Regions from separate parts of the Homo sapiens genome. Here region 2 is linked to region 1. A link is an interaction called in ENCODE POLR2A ChIA-PET data of the cell type or tissue named here. Cell type or tissue: K562. All regions are shown on one strand. Each heading gives the region's core, and the rest is flanking DNA. Links, peaks and the distances in the headings are about the cores only.

Region 1 (9,243 bases), core at 604-8,603:
TGTCCTTGTCTGGTGTCCCCTGGTGGAGTCTTGCATCTCTCCAGTAATGGCAATTTTTCAATTGTTTTGGCAGCTTGTTGCTGGCTTTAATTGTGCTTGTAATGATGTTGCCTAATGTTTGAGCTAAAAATAAATTCCCTGCTGTTGCTTGTGCCTATTGCTATTTGTTCTGTCTCATTAATTATTGGAGTCCCGTGAATTTTATTACCCCTCTTTATCATCATAGAAATGTTATTGTTCTTTTAGTTTTCATAATTTTAAACAAACAATCACTTTGGGTTTATGATTTGACAATATAAAGACAGATTTCTTTTTTTCTTTCTTATTTTATTTTATTTTATCTTTTTAAGACAAGGTCACACTCTGTCAGCCAGGCTGGAGTGCAGTGATGCAATCATAGCTCACTGCAACCTCAAACTCCCAGGCCTGGTCAATCCTCCTGCTCCAGCCTCCTGAGTAGCTGAGACTACCAGTGTATGCCACCATGCGCAGCTAATTTAAAAAAAAAAAAAAAATTGGGCCAGACACAGTTGCTCACGCCTGTAATCCCAGCACTTTGGGAGGCCGAGGCGGGCAGATCACGAGGTCAGGAGTACGAGACCAGCCTGGCCAACATGGTGAAACCCCGTTTCTACTAAAAATAGAAAAAGTAGCTGGGCGTGGTGGCACTTGTAGTCCCAGTTACTTGGGAGGCTGAAGTGAGAGAATCGCTTGAACCCAGAAGGCGAATGTTGCAGTGAGCTGAGATTGCACCACTGTACCCCAATCTGGGTGAAAGAGCAAGACTCCACCTCAAAAAAAAAATTTGTTAGAGATGAGGTCTTGCTATGTTGTGCAGGCTGGGCTTGAACTCCTGGCCTCAAGCAATCCATTTCACTTGGCTTCCCAAAGTGTTGGGATTATAGGCGTGAGCCACCAAGCCTGGCCAAAGACATGGATTTCTGTGTCCTTAAAGGAAGAAAGCTCCGCTCAGTGCTTTGCTTGTGTTCATGATTCAATATTTATTTATTTGTGGAATGATTGCACCAAGTTCTGCCTAACATACACAGCATTCTGGTTAATGTCCTACTTACTGCCCAGTAATAATTCTATCTTATATTTGTGGTACAAATTTGTACTCTTGGAAAATTATTTTTTCTTCTCCTGAGCACAGGAATCTCAAAGGATCCTCCTCCTCTTTATATAAGAGAGTATTCATTCTATTTATTTTTATTTATTTATTTTAGAGACAGGGTCTCACTCTGTCACCCAGGCTGGAGTGCCATGGCATGATCATAGCTCATTGTAGTCTCAAATTCCTGGGCTCAAGCGATTCTCCCGCCTCAGCCTCCAGAGTAGCTGGGACTACAGGTGCGCCACCGTGCCCAGCCTATTCATTCTTGATACTGTCTGAATGTTGCTTTTGCTTTTTTAATCCAACTGTGTGTCATGGGCATCCTATCTCATTCATTCAGTGGTGATATGGTAATTCATAGGGTGCATCTATTAACAAAAATGTTTTTTGAAAAATTTAACCATTTCCCAGTTGAATCCCATTTGTTGGAAGCTTGACATTAGTAAGATTTGTGCATGGTGTGTTGTACCACCAAGGACTATGAAGAGGGGAAGAGTGCCATTGGGCTCCCTCTGTTGTACCATCAGTGTGGCCTTTGGGAAGTTTTTATCCTGTCCTCTTGGAATGGGTTATTGTGCTGGTTTCTGCTTCACACCAAGCTGTGAACAGTACAGAGTAGCAGGTCAGCAGGCACCTTTGCAAGGATGTACACAGGAGCCATGCCTAGAGCGGTCCATAGCCGACAGAAGGTAATTTACCTGCCCAGCTCCCTGCGGGAGCCTAGAGTCAACACATAGAGTGGCTTTTAGCGAGAGGAGCTGAAAAGCAACATTGTCATAAATAAGGCATGCGTTCATGAAGAGGTGAAGAGCTGGGGATAATACTTTCATCTGCCAGCGGCCCCTCCTGGGTTCTCTTGCTCTATATACCATGGAGGACCAACTTCTTCCAACCTGAAACTTTCTTCAGCCATCTCCCTTCCATTTTTTTCCACCGTGCTATACTTTTACACAGTTCATGACGTTCCAACACAAATTTCCCATTAAAAAACCTGAAGCTGTAGAGCTAATGTTTGACTTTCCATGGCTCTGAAGATATATTTATTCCTTCCTCTTGGCTCAGACGGCCCCTCCCCATGTTGGAAAATGGTTTCTAAAAAGAGCCCAGTGAAGCGGCAGTGGTGGAATTCTCTGTACTTTTTCCTTGGCAGGGAGTTCTTTCCCTGACCCCCTTCTTACCTGTTCTAGACCCACTCAAGCTTCTGTCTCTGAGCTTTCTGTCCTCATTCTCTGTTGGCCTTGGAAGCAGATGAGCCAACTTTCATCTTTTCTGGATAACCCACTCTGGAGCTTTAGCAGTTAGAAATCACATTCACTGAAAATTGCTTTTGTCCACATTTGTTTCTGTGTTGACTATCAGTATGTGGAGTATGACCAGCCCCCCTTTTTTTTTATTTAAAAACAGCTTTACTGAGATCCGATTCACGTACCATACAATTTATCCATCTAAAGTACGCACCTTGGTGGGTTCTGATGTGTTCCGAATTGTTCAACCATCAGCACAATCCATTTTAGAGCATTTTTATCAGTCCAGAAAGAAACGCTTATGAATTAGCAGTCACTCCCAGTTCCCCCTCTACATCCCCCAGCCCTGGGATACTTTCTGTCTCTAGATTTGCCTAATCTGGACATTTCACACAAATGGAATCATACAACCTGTGGTTCTTTGTGACTGGATCCTTTCACTTAGGATAAGATTATCAAGGTTCACCTTGTGGTGTGGGTCATAAAAGTATTTCCTTTTTATGGCAGAATAATATTCCATTGTCTGGATAGACCACATTTTGTTTAGCCACTCATCAGTTGATGGATATCCACTTTCCCCCAACTTTTTGGCTATTATGAATAGCTGTGAACATTCATGTACAATTCTTTGTGTAGATTTTTTTTTTTTTTTTGAGATGGAGTCTTCTCTGTCGCCTAGGCTGGAGTACAGTGGCATGATCTTGGCTCACTGCATCCTCTGCCTCCTGCTTTCAAGCGATTCTCCTGCCTCAACCTCCCCAGTAGCTGGGATTACAGCCAGCTGCCACCATGCCCGGCTGATTTTTTGTATTTTTAGTAGAGACAGGGTTTTACCATGTTGGCCAGATGTCTCAAACTCCTGACCTCAGGTGATCCACCGGCCTCGGCCTCCCAAAGTGTTGGGATTACAGGTGTAAGCCACCGTGCCCGGCCAGATGCATGTTTTTAAAAATCTCTTAGGTATGTATCTAGAAGTGAAATTGTTGGGTCATATGGTAACTCTATGACTAGCATTTAGAGGAACTGCCAAACTGTTTTCCAAAGTGGAAAACTAGCAGTGTGTAAGGCTTTAGTTTCTCCATATACTCACCAACACTTGTCTTTGCCTAACCTAAGGTCGTAAAGGTTTACTCCTGCATTTTCTTCTGAGAGTTTTATAGTCTTAGCTCTCACTTTTATCCCTGTGATGCATTTGGAGTTAATTTCTGTCCATGTTGTAAAGACAGGATCCAGCTTCATTCCTTGCAGGCAGCTGTCCAGTTGTCCCAACACAGTTTATTGAAAAGACTATTCTTTGCCCGATTGTCTTGGCATCTTTACTGAAAATCACCTGACCATAAATTTGAGGCTCTGATTCTGGACTCTGAGTTCTATTCCTTTGATATACATTTTTTCTCCTTATGCCAATACCACATTGTCTTGATTACTGTAGCTTTGTAGTAAGCTTTCAAATTGGAAAATGTGAGTTCTCCAACTTCGTTCTTTTTCAAGATTGTTTTAGCTATTCTGTGTATGTTGCATTTCCAAATGAATTTTAGGATCAGCTTGTAAATATTTATCAAAAGAATCCAACTGGGATTTTGGTCAGGATTATGTTGACTTTGTAGATGACTTTGGGGTTACCTGCTCCTTAAACCTGTAAATTATCAATGATAAGCAAGTTGCCAGCTGTCTTTCAACTCTTTGGAATTTACATGTAGGTTAGAAATGCTGACCTCAGAGAAAAAATTTTGAATAAAGAGTTAGGTCAGGCACAGTGAATCATACCTTTAATCCCAGTACTTTGGGAGGCCAAGGTGGAAGGATAGCTTGAGCCCAGGAGTTCAAGATAAGCCTGGGCAACATAGTGAGACCCTGTCTCTACAAAAAATAAGAAACTACCTGGGTGTGGTGGTGCATGCCTATAAGAGGGATCCACACTGACATCCTCCAGGAGCCCACGGTTTAATGCATGCAGTCAGGAGATCTGGCCACCCCAGGCTGTTCAGCCATACCGCTTGTTCACCTCCTTCAGATTAATTTTGCAAGTGACTGCCAGTCTGCATGGTTTGAAAGATTAGGTGTTTGGAGATCATGTGCCCAGAGGGCTGGGATGCACTGGCACAAAGCTGTGCGGAATCGCTGGGTCTGAATGGGTCCTTGAGAAAGCAAAGGAACTGGAGGCAGCAGATAGCTGAGGTCAAATTCAGGCTTTACAGACATCCAAAGAAACTCTTTTGCTGTCTTTCCTGCTTTCTTCAGGGCCCCAACATCTATGGTCAAAAAAGTGGTTCACTATTCATAGGCCATTAGTAAAGTCAGAGGAAATTTTGACCTTTGGAAGTTCTTGAAGAATGGAGCCTCTTACAAGCTCAGAATGAGCAGCTCCTTTCTTTCTCCTGCAGGCATTGGAAATACAGTCCCAGCTGGCAACACCAGCCAGCAGCACAGCCCGGAATCCTGCTCCTGACCTGCACCATCCCCACCAGCCCACGATAGAACGTTTTTGTAGGCATTCCTCCTCATGGGAGAGGATAGAGTACATGCGAGTTTTTGCTCTCCTCCCACCCTTTCACAAGAGCACTGTGCTTTCTTTTCTTCTCTTTTTCCTTTCTTTTTTTTTTTTTTAGGCAGGGTCTTGCTGTGTCACCCAGGCTGGAATGCAGTGGTGCAATCATAGCTCACTGCAGCCTTGACCTCCTGGACTCAAGCAATCCTCCTGCCTTAACCTCCCGAGTAGCTGGGACTATAGGCACCAGCCACTATGCCTGGCTAATATTTTTTGTTTGTTTTTTGTTCAGAGACAAGGTCTCACTATACTGTCCAGGCTGGGATGACTGTGCTTTCTACCAATGCAAACTGAGATCCCGGCAAGGGAAATATTCCCTTCCTCCATGCCCCTAGTAACTCTCTTGAAAGAGAAAACTGAGTGATGATTGTGTGGGGAGGAGGCAGGCCTGGAGCTTGAAGATAGGGTTTATGCTGTTGAAGTGAGATAAACAGCTGTGGTGAGGGCCATGCCTGCTGAGCTCCTTTAAGGAGAAGCCCCAGGAATCCTTCATTAAGCACTTTACAGCTGAAGAGTTTCATTGATATTTGAAAATTGGTGCTGGAAACTACAAAAGCAAAGTGTGAGCAGAGGTATTGGAGAGGGGCATGAGGGGACCCTGACGGCAGCTGTGCAGGTGGAGCAGGGACTGCCTCGGTCCACAGACGTGGCCCCCAGAACTGTCGTGCCATTTGCGGGGGTTGTGTCCTGTAAGAAAATAGGAATCTAGGTGCAGAACAGCCCTCCTGGGTGTCAGAATGCCAGCGACAGGAGAGAAGGAGGAAGGACATGTTCATATACGAAGATACCTTTCGGGAGTTCTTAGGGAAACACTGTAAACAGCTCTGCCCTGAGCCCGGGAGGTGGCCATGCTGGCAGTGAGGGATGTGGCCTGGGCCGTGGGAACACAGAGGCGGCCAGAGGGGAAAGCCTCAGAGCTGCGTGGACAGGCTTCTTCTGCTTACACACGGGCTTCTGCCCTGCTCTTGCCCCTCGGGGGTTCTTTTGTCACTGGAGACCCTGCTGTTGCCCTTTGCTCTCCAGTGCGTGTCCCCTTCTTCCATATGCCCCCTCCTTGGTGGGGACAGGCTGCTCTGGGAGGTACAGTGACTGCGCTAGATGAACACCTTCCCAGGTCAGGCAATGACATTTTGCTGATGTGTGTTTTAGTCTGGGATGCCCTGAGTAGCTTCTAATTATGAGGCACTGTCTGTGCCTCTTGGGTGGAGGCCAAGTTTCCATTCTGCCAACTCTCAGAGGACGTGGGGCCAAAACACAGAGCCGCTGAGACAGGAGTTTCAGGGGGTCTGGAGGTGGATTTGCCGAGAATCTAAGAAGCACTTCAACTAGTTTTGTTTCCTCTCCTCCCTTCCACTCCCTTTCCCTTCTGTCCTCTTCTTTTCTTTTATGGAGCTAATTTCCTACGTCTGGCTAAAATACAGTAGAAAAGCCCTATAAAGCCTATGAGTGTCACTCTTGAATAGGAAATTAGCAAATAGACTTTGTTTGGTAACAGAAGAACCTGTTCCTGAGGCGCTGACAGCCTGTCCTAACAGAGGCAGCTGGGCTGCAGTGAGCACGGACCTGTGGTAGGAAGACCTCTGCATCCAGAGTGGCCCGGTGGAAGGTGCCAGACTCCCCCTCACTCCAAAAAAAAGAGGAGGCTTTTTGAGGGCAGGGACCTTGTTACCTTCTTCACTTTCTTTTTTTGTTTCCAGTTGTTGCTGTAACAGATTGCCACACGCTCAGTGGCTTAAAACAACACAGATAGACTCCCTTAGAGCTATGAAGGTCAGAAGTCAGAAATGGGTCTCATGCCTGTGGTCCCAGATACTTGGAGGCTGAGATGGGAGGATCACTTGAGCCCAGGAGTTCAAGACCAGCCTGGGCAATATAATGAGACTCCCATCTCTACAAAAAGTTTTTAAAAAATTAGCCAGGTGTGGTGACATGCAGCTGTAGTCCCAGCTACTCAGGAGACCGAGACAGGAGGACCACTTGAGCCCAGGAGGTTGAGGCTGCAGTGAGCCGAGATTGCACCACTGCACTCCAGCCTGGGCAACAGAATGAGACCTTGTCTCAAAACAAAAACAAAAACATAAAAAGATTAAAAAAAAAAAAAGAAATAAGTATCACTGGAATAAGATTAAAATATCTGCAGACCTTAATCCTTCCTGGAGGTACAAGGGCAGAATCTTGTTTCCTTGCCTTTTTCAGAGACCACTCGCATTCCTTGGCTTGTAGCCCCTTCCTTTGTCTTCAGAGCCAGCAGAGTAGCATTTTAAATCTCTCTCCCACTCCCCTGCCTCTCTCTTTCACTGTTGAGGAGCCTTGTGAGGACACTGGGCCCACCCAAGGAATGCAAGATAATGTCCTCATATGAAGGTCAGCTGATGAGCCCTATTCCACCTCCCATGTAACCTAACATAGTCACAGGTGATGGGGATTAGGACATGGACCTCTTTGGGGGACACTATTCTGCCCACCACACTCCAGTTTCTCTGCTGCTCAGAACAGTGCCTGCCACATACTGAGCGTTCAAACAGTGAGATACTGTTTGTTGAATGAATGAATACATTTGATGTAAACCTGTGTCTTAATTATATCAACTGAAGCAACGTTTCATTTCAGAGAAGCAACACAGGAATGGAAAATGCATGGAATTTGGAGTCAAGACCTGTGTTCAAAGTCTTTTCCACCATTTAAGAGCTGTGTGTCGACTGGGCGCAGTGGCTCACGCCTGTAATCCCAGCACTTTGGGAGGCCGAGGCGGGCGGATCACGAGGTCAGGAGATCGGGACCATCCTGGCTAACATGGCGAAACCCCGTCTCTACTAAAAAAATACAAAAAAAGTAGCCAGGTGTGGTGGCAGGCATCTGTAGTCCCAGCTACTCGGGAGGCTGAGGCAGGAGAATGGCGTGAACCCGGGAGGCGGAGCTTGCAGTGAGCCGAGATGGCGCCAGTGCACTCCAGCCTGGGCAACACAGAGAGACTCCGTCTCAAAAAAAAAAAAGAAGAGCTGTGTGTCTTTGGGCAATTCACTTAACCATGCTGAGCCTCAGTTTTCTCATCTGAATAACAGGAACAACTCTGTCTTCTCTCCCTGGTTTCACAGGGTTATTGACTTTTATTACATGCATTCAGTCATTAAATATTTGTCGAGTCCTTGCTATGGTCCAGATAGGGATTCAGGGAAGGGTTCTCAGGGAGGGTGGCAGTTGATTAAAGGTGTGACAGAAGTGAGGGAGGGGCCTTGAGGATGCTGGTGGAGGAGGGTCCAGGCTGCTAGAAGGCGTCAGGGAAGGTGCGGAGGCTCGGTGGGCCTGCCTCTGTGTTTAGGGAGCAGCGAGAAGGCCGGGGCTGGAGACAAGCAGGGGAGGGGCCCAAGAAGGGACCAGGGCGGGCCCAAGAAGGGACCAGGTCCCACCCAAGATGCCACAGAATGGAGCTTGGCTTTTATACTAAGTTTGAAGGATTCTGAACAGGGAAGTGAAACAATTGGATTTATATAGGAAGAAATCAATCACTCTGATGTTCAGTTAACATAAGATGATGTCAAGTATTTGCTTCAAAAGACTCCAGGGGGTAGGAATGGAGCGGGAGGTGAGACGAGGTAGAAAGGAAGCCAGTGGTCCATGTGTTAGTGGTGATCTTGAAGTCAGGGGATGAGAAGATGGAAGTCCATTATTCTAGTCTCTCTTCTTGTGGATATGCTTGAAAATTTCCACAGTGAAAGTTAAAAATAAATACATTCTGTGGTCAGTGTAAATAAATATCATAATCCAGCACTTCAAAACAGGATCTCTCTGGTGGCTGTGTGGCCAGTTTGGAGCTCACTGGATATCTGAAGGCTCTTGTGGAAACTTTGGACGTCCAGTCAAGGCAAGACGAACTTTGCTCGGACAGGAGGGAGGTGCGGCTGCGTGAGAGCTGGGGCTGGGTCTGAAGGCCGTGCTGGCTAGCCTGGGTTGGCACACAGCAAAGTGCAGAGTCTAGGGCTCTAGGCACATGGGGGTAAATGACACCGTATGTTTTTGAGTGCATCTGGTGTGATGGGGCATGTTCGGAGGCCTCCTCAGGGCTGTGCAGCGAAGATACTGTCCCACACAGTGGGCTCTTGTCTTGAACATGGTACGCTTACTGTGACCTTGAGGCTAAGGATGGGAGAGACCAAACCAGCCTGGGCAGAGCGGAGAGAGGGCAAGATGAGACTAACTTTCTGTGATCGTCATGGCCATCCTGGCTTTCCCCGCAAATGCATATCACGGTGGCTGTGTATGATGCGAATAGACATACCTAGGAGTGGGGTGGGGCATAGTTCTGGAGTTTTAGGAAATTCCACTTGTTTGCCAACATG
Region 2 (9,243 bases), core at 305-8,304, 97 kb after region 1:
CTATGTGCTGCACCCTGAGAGGAGTCCTCAGTCCAGCCTGTGAGCCTCATCTTAAGCAGTTATGGGTTGAAATGTGTCCCCCTGAAATTCATATATTGAAGCCTCAACCCCAGTGGGTGGGGCCACACAGTCTGTGCAGTCCAAGTTCCATCCGAGTCCAAGTTCCAAGCTAGGCTTGGGTGGGTCCATCTCTGTTGAGGTCTCTCCACTAGTATGAATTGTGGCTATGCCTTTGTATTTTTCTGATGATCCAGAGCATAACTATCAGAAGAAATACACACATGTCTATGACAGAATCATTTCTCAGTGAGTTGCCCAGCCCCATAAGGTGCTCCCTCCTGCAGGCGCACCTTCCCACTGCCCGCCTCGTCTGCAGGCTGCTTCTTTTCCACCGCTAGGACTATTTCAGATTATGGTGTGCAGCGTCCTCACTTCATTCGTCTTCTCTCAACTTGTCCCAGCAGGCCTACCAGGGATAAGAAAATGGACTCATTGCTGAGTCATTTCCAGGCCTCCAGCCTGCTGAATTCTAGTGAGTGGTGCCTCCCAAATGGGAGATATGGGGGTTACCTGTTACCCTCTTCTCGATGGGCTGGCCAGAGTTCTGAATTTCATTTGCTGTATGGAGCGCCTTCCTCCTTCCTGTCAGTGGCTAGCTCCTCCAAATTCACTGTGAAAAGGCCGGATGCAGTGGGTCACTCCTGTAATCCTAGCACTTTGGGAGGCTAAGGTGTGTGGATCACCTGAGGTCAGGAGTTCCAGACCAGCCTGGCCAACATGGTGAAACCCTGTCTTTACTAAAAATACAAAAATTAGCTGGGCCTGGTGGCACATGCCTGTAATCCCAGCTACTCGGGAGGCTAAGGCAGGAAAATCATTTGAACATGGGAGGCAGAGGTTGCAGTGAGCTGAGATAGCGTCACTGCACTCTAGCCTGGGCAACAGAGAGAGACTCCGTGTTTAAAAAAAAAAAAAATTCACTGAGAAATGAAAACAAGAAAATAAAAAGCAGGTCAAAATACTGAAAACAGAATTATCTCTATTTTATTTTAATTGGACAAAAGGCACAATGTGTTGCCATTGGCTATCACTGTGTGAGGATTTTTTTTTTTTTTTTTTTTTTTTGAGATGGAGTCTCACTCGTTGCCCAGGCTGGAGTGCAGTGGTGCAATCTCGGCTCACTGCAAGCTCCGCCTTCCGGGTTCACGCCATTCTCCTGCCTCAGCCTCGCGAGTAGCTGGGACTACAGGCACGTGCCACCACGCCCGGCTAACTTTTTGTACTTTTAGTAGAGACGGGGTTTCACCGTGTTAGCCAGGATGGTCTTGATCTCCTGACCTCCTGATCCGCCCGCCTCGGCCTCCCAAAGTGCTGGGATTACAGGCGTGAGTCACCGCGACCAGCCTGTGTGAGGATATTTTTTTTACCATCATTCTCATTTTGTTTTTTCCTAATTATATAACAAAAACAAAAAACAATCAACTGAATACTTTGAAGACTCCAACTGTTTAGATACTGCCAGGGAACCCAAACAACTACTAGAAAATACAAAATCTGGGAAGCCTGAGCAATGGGGAATAGGTGAATGGCCCAAGCTCAAGGGTGTTCTGGCAGAGCCTCCGAATGCTGGCATTATGCAGATGTTCTGTATTCTAGTTGTGCATTTTGGGCCTTTCAGGCTTCAGATTACAAATGGCCCAAGAACAGACCAAATCGGAAGTTATTCTGTTTGGAGATGAACTACCTAAGTGATCATGGGTGTTATGGGATAGGTGATACATTCATTTTCTCCGTGCAACTGACAAAAGGCCAACTCAAACCTGCTCCAGCAAAAAGGGAGAGGGTATTGGATCTTGAAAATGGAAATTCTAAGGAGATCAATGACTTTAGGCAGATTCAGGGATTCAGACAACATCAGAACATGGTTTTCTACCCTTAGCTCTGCTGTTCATCTTGATTTTATCATCAGTTGCTTCCGTGGCTCATAATCGCAGATAAAAAGGTGAGCCTGTTTCCTAATAACGCCAACAAAAGTTCCAGGAAAGACTCTGATTGGCTGCATCATGTGCCAATCCCTGAACCACTCTGCGTATTTGGAAGAGTTGAAGGACTCTGATTGGTCAGGCTTGGTCACTTGTGCACACTCAAAGCAGGGTCAGGCCCATCAAGCCTTAGGAGCTGAGTGGATTAACGTGGAAAGTGGGAGGAAGGAAAGGCTGCCTGCAATCAGGCACATAGATTTCAAGGGATGGCATTTGAGCACTCAACATTTGACTAAGAGTCCACATTAAGAATATGGAGAATATGGTCAGAATCACCCTTATCCCACTTATAAATCCCCATGAAATATCAAACCCAATAAGAAGAGGTTGTACTTTTATCAAGTTCCTTTTAAACGCACCTTCTCATTTCACTTTCATCCTGATTTCACATTCAATCCGATTTCCTTGAATCTGTCTGTCCAGCCTTAAAACTAAATAGCTATCTGTGCCTTATTCAAATGACAAATTATCTTATAATAGTAACTTTTGCTAACGTTGGCATATGGGATATAAATCAAAAGAGAATATGAAACCTGATGAGTGAATGCTTAGAAAGATCCAAAGGATGGCTGGGTGCGGTGGCTCACTCCTGTAATCCCAGCACTTTGGGAGGCCGCGGCAGGCAGATCACGAGGTCAGGAGTTCGAGACTAGCTTGGCCAAGAGACTAGCCTGGCCAACATGGTGAAACTCTGTCTCTACTAAAAATACAAAAATTAGCCGGGCGTGGGGGCAGCACCTGTAATCCCAGCTACTCAGGAGGTAGAGGCACGAGAATTGCTTGAACCTGGGAGGCCGAGGTTGCAGTGAGCTGAGATTGTGCCATTGCACTCCAGCCTGGGCAACACAATGAGACTTGGTCTCAGAAAAAAAGAAGAAAAGAAAGAAAGATGCAAAGGATGTAAACAGGGTGAGTCAGTTCTGGGGTCTGTTCTTCTAAGCGATGCTTTTGAAACATGTTTTTCTCTAAATATGAACAATCTGGTTCTTCATAGACTATGCCTTCAGTGTTCAACACTTGTGTCTTTTTGAGACTCAAATGGTATTTCAAATAAATTATATTCAGCAAATACTAGAAAGTTATGGTATGTTGTTACTTAGAATTCTATCTTGATTTTTGGCAGATTTTTAAGTTTCCCAGAACTTGTAAGGGAACTGTGAAATGCTACACTCTATGGAGATAAAAGTTAACTAAAAAACAAAGCAAACCAAGAGATAAAAGGAAAAGTTAGGCTGCAAGTTTTGAAATAATAATGGTACTTGAACCATGAGATCCTTTAATACCCACAATGAAAATAGACACCCAGTGCAACAATGACAAATATTTGGATGTAGACACCACAGAGTCAGATAAAACCCAAGGCTGTAGCTTAAAGATTTAAGGAAATAAAAAATTTCAGATTCCAGGATGGAAAAAAGATAATTTATATGAAAATGAAGAAGTTGATGATAGAAAATGGTAGATAGGAAGAAGTTAGGGCCAGTAACGACAGGCAGTAGTTGAAATGAAGAAATGTGGATTGTGAAAATGAAAAGAAAATGTGATCGTTCTACTACGTATTGATTTGAAGTGTATATTACTTTTACACACACAAGTTGAGGGTCATCTTTGTTTAGGTTAAGATGGTAGTTTCAAGTAAGAGGGAGATATGGCATGGGGAAGGACAGGGAAGAGTAAGGTTGTCCCTGTACATTACGTTTCTGCTGACCTTAATGCTGTTTTCGCGAATTCCTGGTTTAGAAAACTAAAAGTTCTCTGATCTCTGGAGAGGCACCTTTCTGGTAGGTCTTGAGAAAAGGTGAAAAAAAAAAAAATGCTGCTTCTCTCTCCCTGCTCTATGAAAGCCACAAAACGTTGGTGTTTAAAAGACAAAGCTAAATGCAACTCTAATGACTCATAGATCAATATCTTTCACTGACCTTAGGAAGATACACGAGGAAGTCACCAGTTAGCTAATGATTCTCAGTTTAGAAAGGGCAGAGGAGGCTAGCCACCTCCCAGAGAAGGCTTTAAGGAAGACTTCCTTTAAGTCATACCAGTTAACATGGCTAGACGGTAATATATTGTCATGCTATCAGAAGCAGCTGCGTAACTGGAATTTGAGAGCACTCAACCTTAATGGATTTTTTTTTTTTTGACAGAGTCTTGCTCTGTCACCCAGGCTGGAGTGCAGTGGCATGATCATAGCTCACTGCAGCCTCAATCACCTGGGCTCCAGCGAACCTCCCACCTCGGCCTCTAGAGTAGCTGGGACTGTAGGTGCACACCACCATATATGGCTAATTTTAAAAAATTTTTAGTGGAGATGAGGTCTCACTATGTTGCTCAGGCTGGTCTCGAACCCTTGAGATAAAATGATCCCCCTGCACTGGCCTCCCAAAGTGCTGGGATTATAAACATCAGCCACCACACCAGTCTGAATTTTTTTTTGAGACAGGGTCTCACTCTGTTGCCCAGGCTGAAGTGCAGTGGCATGATCATGGCTCATTGCAGCCTCAACCTCCCAGACTCAAGTGATCCTCTTGCCTCAGCCTCTCAAGTAGCTGGGACTACAGGTGTGTGCCAGTATGCCCAGCTATTTTTTTTTTTTTTTTAAAGAAGAGGTCTCACTATGTTTTTGAGGCTAGTCTCAAACTCCTGGGTTCAAGTGATCCTCCACCTTAGCCTCCCAAAGTGCTGGGATTACAGGTGTGAGTCACTTTGCCCAGCCCAGTAATGGATATTGATGATTCCCACCCTATGTTCATTCCCCTAATTACTTTGATTTCTTTACTGTGAGGTTAAAATTACTCATACTTACTTTCAAATAATCTCCATTTGTTTTGGCATTTGAAGGTTTTTAAAAAAGTATTTATAAATCCAGATTATAATCCTATTTCATTTTGGGTTGCTATTTTTGTATATGTCAGACATAAACATGCTAAAATAACATTGGTAGTTACATAAATTGGATACCGGTGGTCAACATTCATCCTCTTCAGGCCTACCTATGGCACTTATTCTTTCCTTACGTGCTTAAAAAATAAAAGACCAAGATTTATTATGTGTGGTTCAGATGCTACTCGTGTTTATTCTTGATACTCAGATTGAAGACAGAAAGATCAATGTGTGTCAGGGAATCGACTGCTACAGCAATGAGCCCTATTTGCAGCCCATAGACAAACGGTTTCAAATGCAATGAATATTCAGAGTTCCCAGGTGTGCTCTAGGAAAACTGTTTGCAGGTGAATACAAAACTGAAAACTCCTCTATTTTGAATTAAAACTAAGAAAGTATCATCTAATTCTTAGGATTCTTCTGTGCTTTATTGACTTGCTTAAATATGAGGTCTTGATAACCCTAGTTTTATCTCCCTGAATGAAGATTACATTCCTTTTTAACAATTCAAGGGAAACACATCCAAATCTCCCCTCTCCAGAAAGAACAGTGGTTGAGCTGAATAGCAAAGGAATGGGGAGTTCCTTAAGGTCAGGGGGCTGAGAGTAGGGGTCCCTCTCATCCCAGGCAGCAAAGGAAGCAAAAGAAACGGAAAATGAAGTAGTGAGGTCGAGGCGCAAGAAACCATTAGGGGACTTCAGAAGTTGCCAGAACAATAGGGGTATCAGTGGGTTTGAGTCAGAATGTGGTTGCTGGGTGTGGAGATGAGATGGGCGGGTGTGAGATGACATAGGGAAGATATGGGAAGTAGAGGAGGTGTGACCTGGGACCACCACAGATGAATGTGCTGAGGAGCGGTGCAGAGGTGGGTCATCCTGGCTTCAAGGGCCTCGTTGGACCAGTTCTGCTCCTCCCCGTATCTGAGCATGTGCATGTCACCTAGCAACACACTTGCTATTTCTTTTCTAAGTAGATCATTGAACTTCACCACACATCTAAAGTAGTATTGCTTATGAAATTTTCAGAAACTGGATAGCTGTCACTAGATCATGCTTACCAATATCATTGTAAATTAGGTAATATGATGGGTGGCAAAAAGTCCCTCTGAAATACAGGCTTTTTAATCCCATAATGGGTCTTGCTGTTGCTTGATAAAAGACAAAAACAAAGTTTACTAATGAGTGGGAAAATATTGACCATTTGGATCTGAGCCTGCCTTTGGCATCCTTTGCACTTAAATTTTGATACTTTTCTACCCTATTACTTTGTTTACAAAAAGGGAGAAATGCGAACTCAAGTATCTAGGGATGAAATACCATGTTATCCAGAATTTGTTTTAAAAATACTGAGGCAGGCTGGGCACAGTGGCTCATGTCTGTAATTTCAGCTCTCTGGGAGGCCAAAGTGGGAGGATGGCTTGAGGCCAAGGAGTTCAAGCCTGCAGTGAGCTATGATTGCACCGCTGCACTCCATCCTGGGTGACAGAGCTGAGCCAGTCTCTCTCTAAAAAAAAAAAAAAAAGATACCTAGAGTTGCACAGTAATCATTGGGAAATTTATGCACAATTTAGGCAGAATATTATTTTTCACGATGTCTCATTTTTATAAGAGAATTAGAAACAGGAAATAATTTTCACTTTATATAAAACAACCTGTTGACTGAATGTTTTTTATGTTTTCAACTAGTGGTAGTTCTATCACATAGGTACTATTTTTTGAATTTTATTTTTCATTTTTTATTTTTTTGTGAGATGGAGTTTTGCTCTTGTCACTCAGGCTGGAGTGCAGCACAATCTTGGTTCATTGCAACCTCCCCCTCCCGGGTTCAAGCAATTCTCCTGCCTCAGCCTCCCGAGTAGCTGGGATTACAGGTACCCACCACCATGCCCAGGTAATTTTTTGGTATTTTTAGTAGAGATGGGTTTTTGCCATGTTAGCCAGGCTGGTCTCGAACCCCTGACCTCAGGTGATCCGCCCGCCTTGGCTTCCCAAAGTGCCGGGATTACAGGCATGAGCCACTGAACCTGGCTAGAAATGTTATTTTAAAAGTACCTAGGCCGGATGGCAGAAATGTTATTTAAAAAGTACCTAGGCAGGGCTTGGTGGCTCATGCCTGTAATCCCAGCACTTTGGGAGGCCGAGGCGGATGAATCACCTGAGGTCAGGAGTTCGAGACCGGCCTGGCCAACATGGTGAAACCCCATCTCTACTAAAAATACCAAAAGCTGGGCGTGGTGGCAGGCTCCTGTAATCCCAGCTACTCTAGAGACTAAGGCAGGTGAATCGCTTGGACCAGGGAGGCGGAGGTTGCAGTGAGCCCAGATTGCGCCATCGCACTCCAGCCTGGGCAACAAGAGCAAAACTCTGTCTCACACACACACAAAAATAGCTGGGCCTGTGGCGCGAGCCTGTAATCCCAGCTACTCAGGAAGCTGAGGCAGGAGAATCGTTTCAGCCCGGGAGGTTGTGGTGAGCTGAGATCGAGCCATTGCACTCCAGTCTGGGCAACAGAGTGAGACCATGTCTCATAAATAAATAAATAAATAAATAAACAAATAACATTTATGTGCCTTAGGTTCTTTGTCAGAGATAATTTTAACCAAGTCATTAAACTGATGTGAAGATTATTAATACCAACTGTAGAGGGTTGAATGGTAGCCCCAAAGACATCAGGGTCTAGTACTATAAACCTGTAAATGTTACTTCATTTGGAAAAGGGCCTTTGCAGATGTGATTAAGTTAAGGCTCTTGAGATGAGGAGATAATCCTGGATTATCTGGGTGATCCCCAAATGCCATCACAAGTGTCCATAGACAAGAGACGTAGGAGATTCAACACACGCGAAGAAGAAGGCAGCGTGAAGACGGAAGCAGCAGCTGGAGCCATGCGGCCACAAATCAAGGCTCCCTGCCAGCAGCCGCCAGAGGCGAAGAACAGATTCTCCCCTGGAGCTTCCCAAGGGATCACAGCTCCGTCAACACCTTGATTTTGGACTTCTGGCCTCCAGAGCTGTGAGAAAATACCTGTTGTTTTAAGCCACCCAGTTTGTGATAATTTGTTACGGCAGCCATTAAGAAATGAATGCACCAGTGAATAAAACATTTTTGCAAAAGGTGTTTAAATGCAAGATAGCAATGAGGAATCAGCGTTAGGATATACTTAAAGGAAATGTGTTCCTGTGTATGGAATAAGCATTTCTAGTATGTTTTCTTCTTCTTCTTCTTCTTTTCTTTTTTTTTTAATCAAGCCTTCTTTTTTTTAAAATTATTTTTAATTGACAAATGATAATTGTGAGATGCCATTTCACGCCAGTCAGGATGGTGATTATTAAAAAGTCAAGAAACAATAGATGCTGGTGAGGCTGTGGAGAAATAGGAACGTTTTTACACTGTTAATGGGAATGTAAATTAGTTCAACCATTGTGGAAGACAGTGTGGCGATTCCTCAGGGATCTAGAACTAGGAATACCATTTGACCCAGCAATCCCATTACTGGGTGGTATATACCCAAAGGATTATAAATCATTCTACTATAAAGACTCATGCACATGTATGTCTATTGCAGCACTATTTACAATAGCAAAGACATAGAACCAACCCAAATGCCCATCAATGATAGGCTGGATAAGGAAAATGTGGCACATATACACCATGGAATACTATGCAGCCATAAAAAGGAATGGAATTGTGTCCTTTTCAGGGACATGGATGAAGCTGGAAGCCATCATCCTCAGCAAACTAACACAGGAACAGAAAACCAAACACTGCATGTTCTCACTCGTAAGTGGGAGTTGAACAATGAGAACACATGGACACAGTGAGGGGAACAACACACATGGGGCCTGTTGGGGGTGGAGGCGAGGGAAGGGAGAACATCAGGACAAATAGCTAATGCATGCAGGGCTTAAAACATATGGCACATGTATACTTATGTAACAAACCAACATGTTCTGTGCATGTACCCCGGAACTTAAAGTAAAACAAAAAAAAAAAAAAAAAAAAGGGAAAAAAAATTTACATTCCCACCAGCAGTGTACAATGATTCCATTTTTTCCACATCTTCACCAGCATTTGTTATTGCTTGTTTTGTGGCTACAAGTCATTTTAACTGTGGTGGAAAAAAAATGATCAAACTTTTTTTTTCTTTTTTAATTATTATTATTTTTTGAGAGACAGATTCTCACTCTTGTTGCCCAGGCTGGAGTGCAGTGGCATGATCTCTGCTCACTGCAACTTCTGCCTCCCAGGTTCAAGCGATTCTCCTGACTCAGCTTCTCCAGTAGCTGGGATTACAAGCGTGTGACACCATGCCTAGCTAATTTTTGT

The links. ChIA-PET counts read pairs that join two places held together with the same protein. Peaks named below come from ENCODE experiments on the same cell type or tissue, not always from the same donor. Only the 100,000 strongest peaks of a DNase experiment are listed, where the experiment ranks them.
Region 2: POLR2A ChIA-PET joins it to region 1 with 9 read pairs; 4 of 35 experiments call an interaction of 5 or more read pairs at or near these places.

What each region holds. Positions count from the first base shown.
Region 1 is chr18:9,798,290-9,807,532 of GRCh38, forward strand. All of the region lies in intron 3 of RAB31 (RAB31, member RAS oncogene family), which reads left to right. Among named protein-coding and RNA genes, the nearest start is that of TXNDC2, 83 kb to the right of the region's middle. In K562, for the core only: CTCF peaks have their summits at 4,785 and 5,349; DNase peaks (open chromatin) are centred at 5,302 and 5,682; H3K4me3 peaks cover 1,112 bases.
Region 2 is chr18:9,895,232-9,904,474 of GRCh38, forward strand. It overlaps LOC105371982 (a long non-coding RNA gene), which reads right to left and starts at 1,502. Exons shown (of 4, transcript XR_007066282.1): 1 at 1,428-1,502; 2 at 571-670; 3 at 351-466; 4 at 3-261. RefSeq lists an enhancer at 341-635. In K562, for the core only: a CTCF peak has its summit at 403; DNase peaks (open chromatin) are centred at 480, 2,090 and 4,000; H3K4me3 peaks cover 752 bases.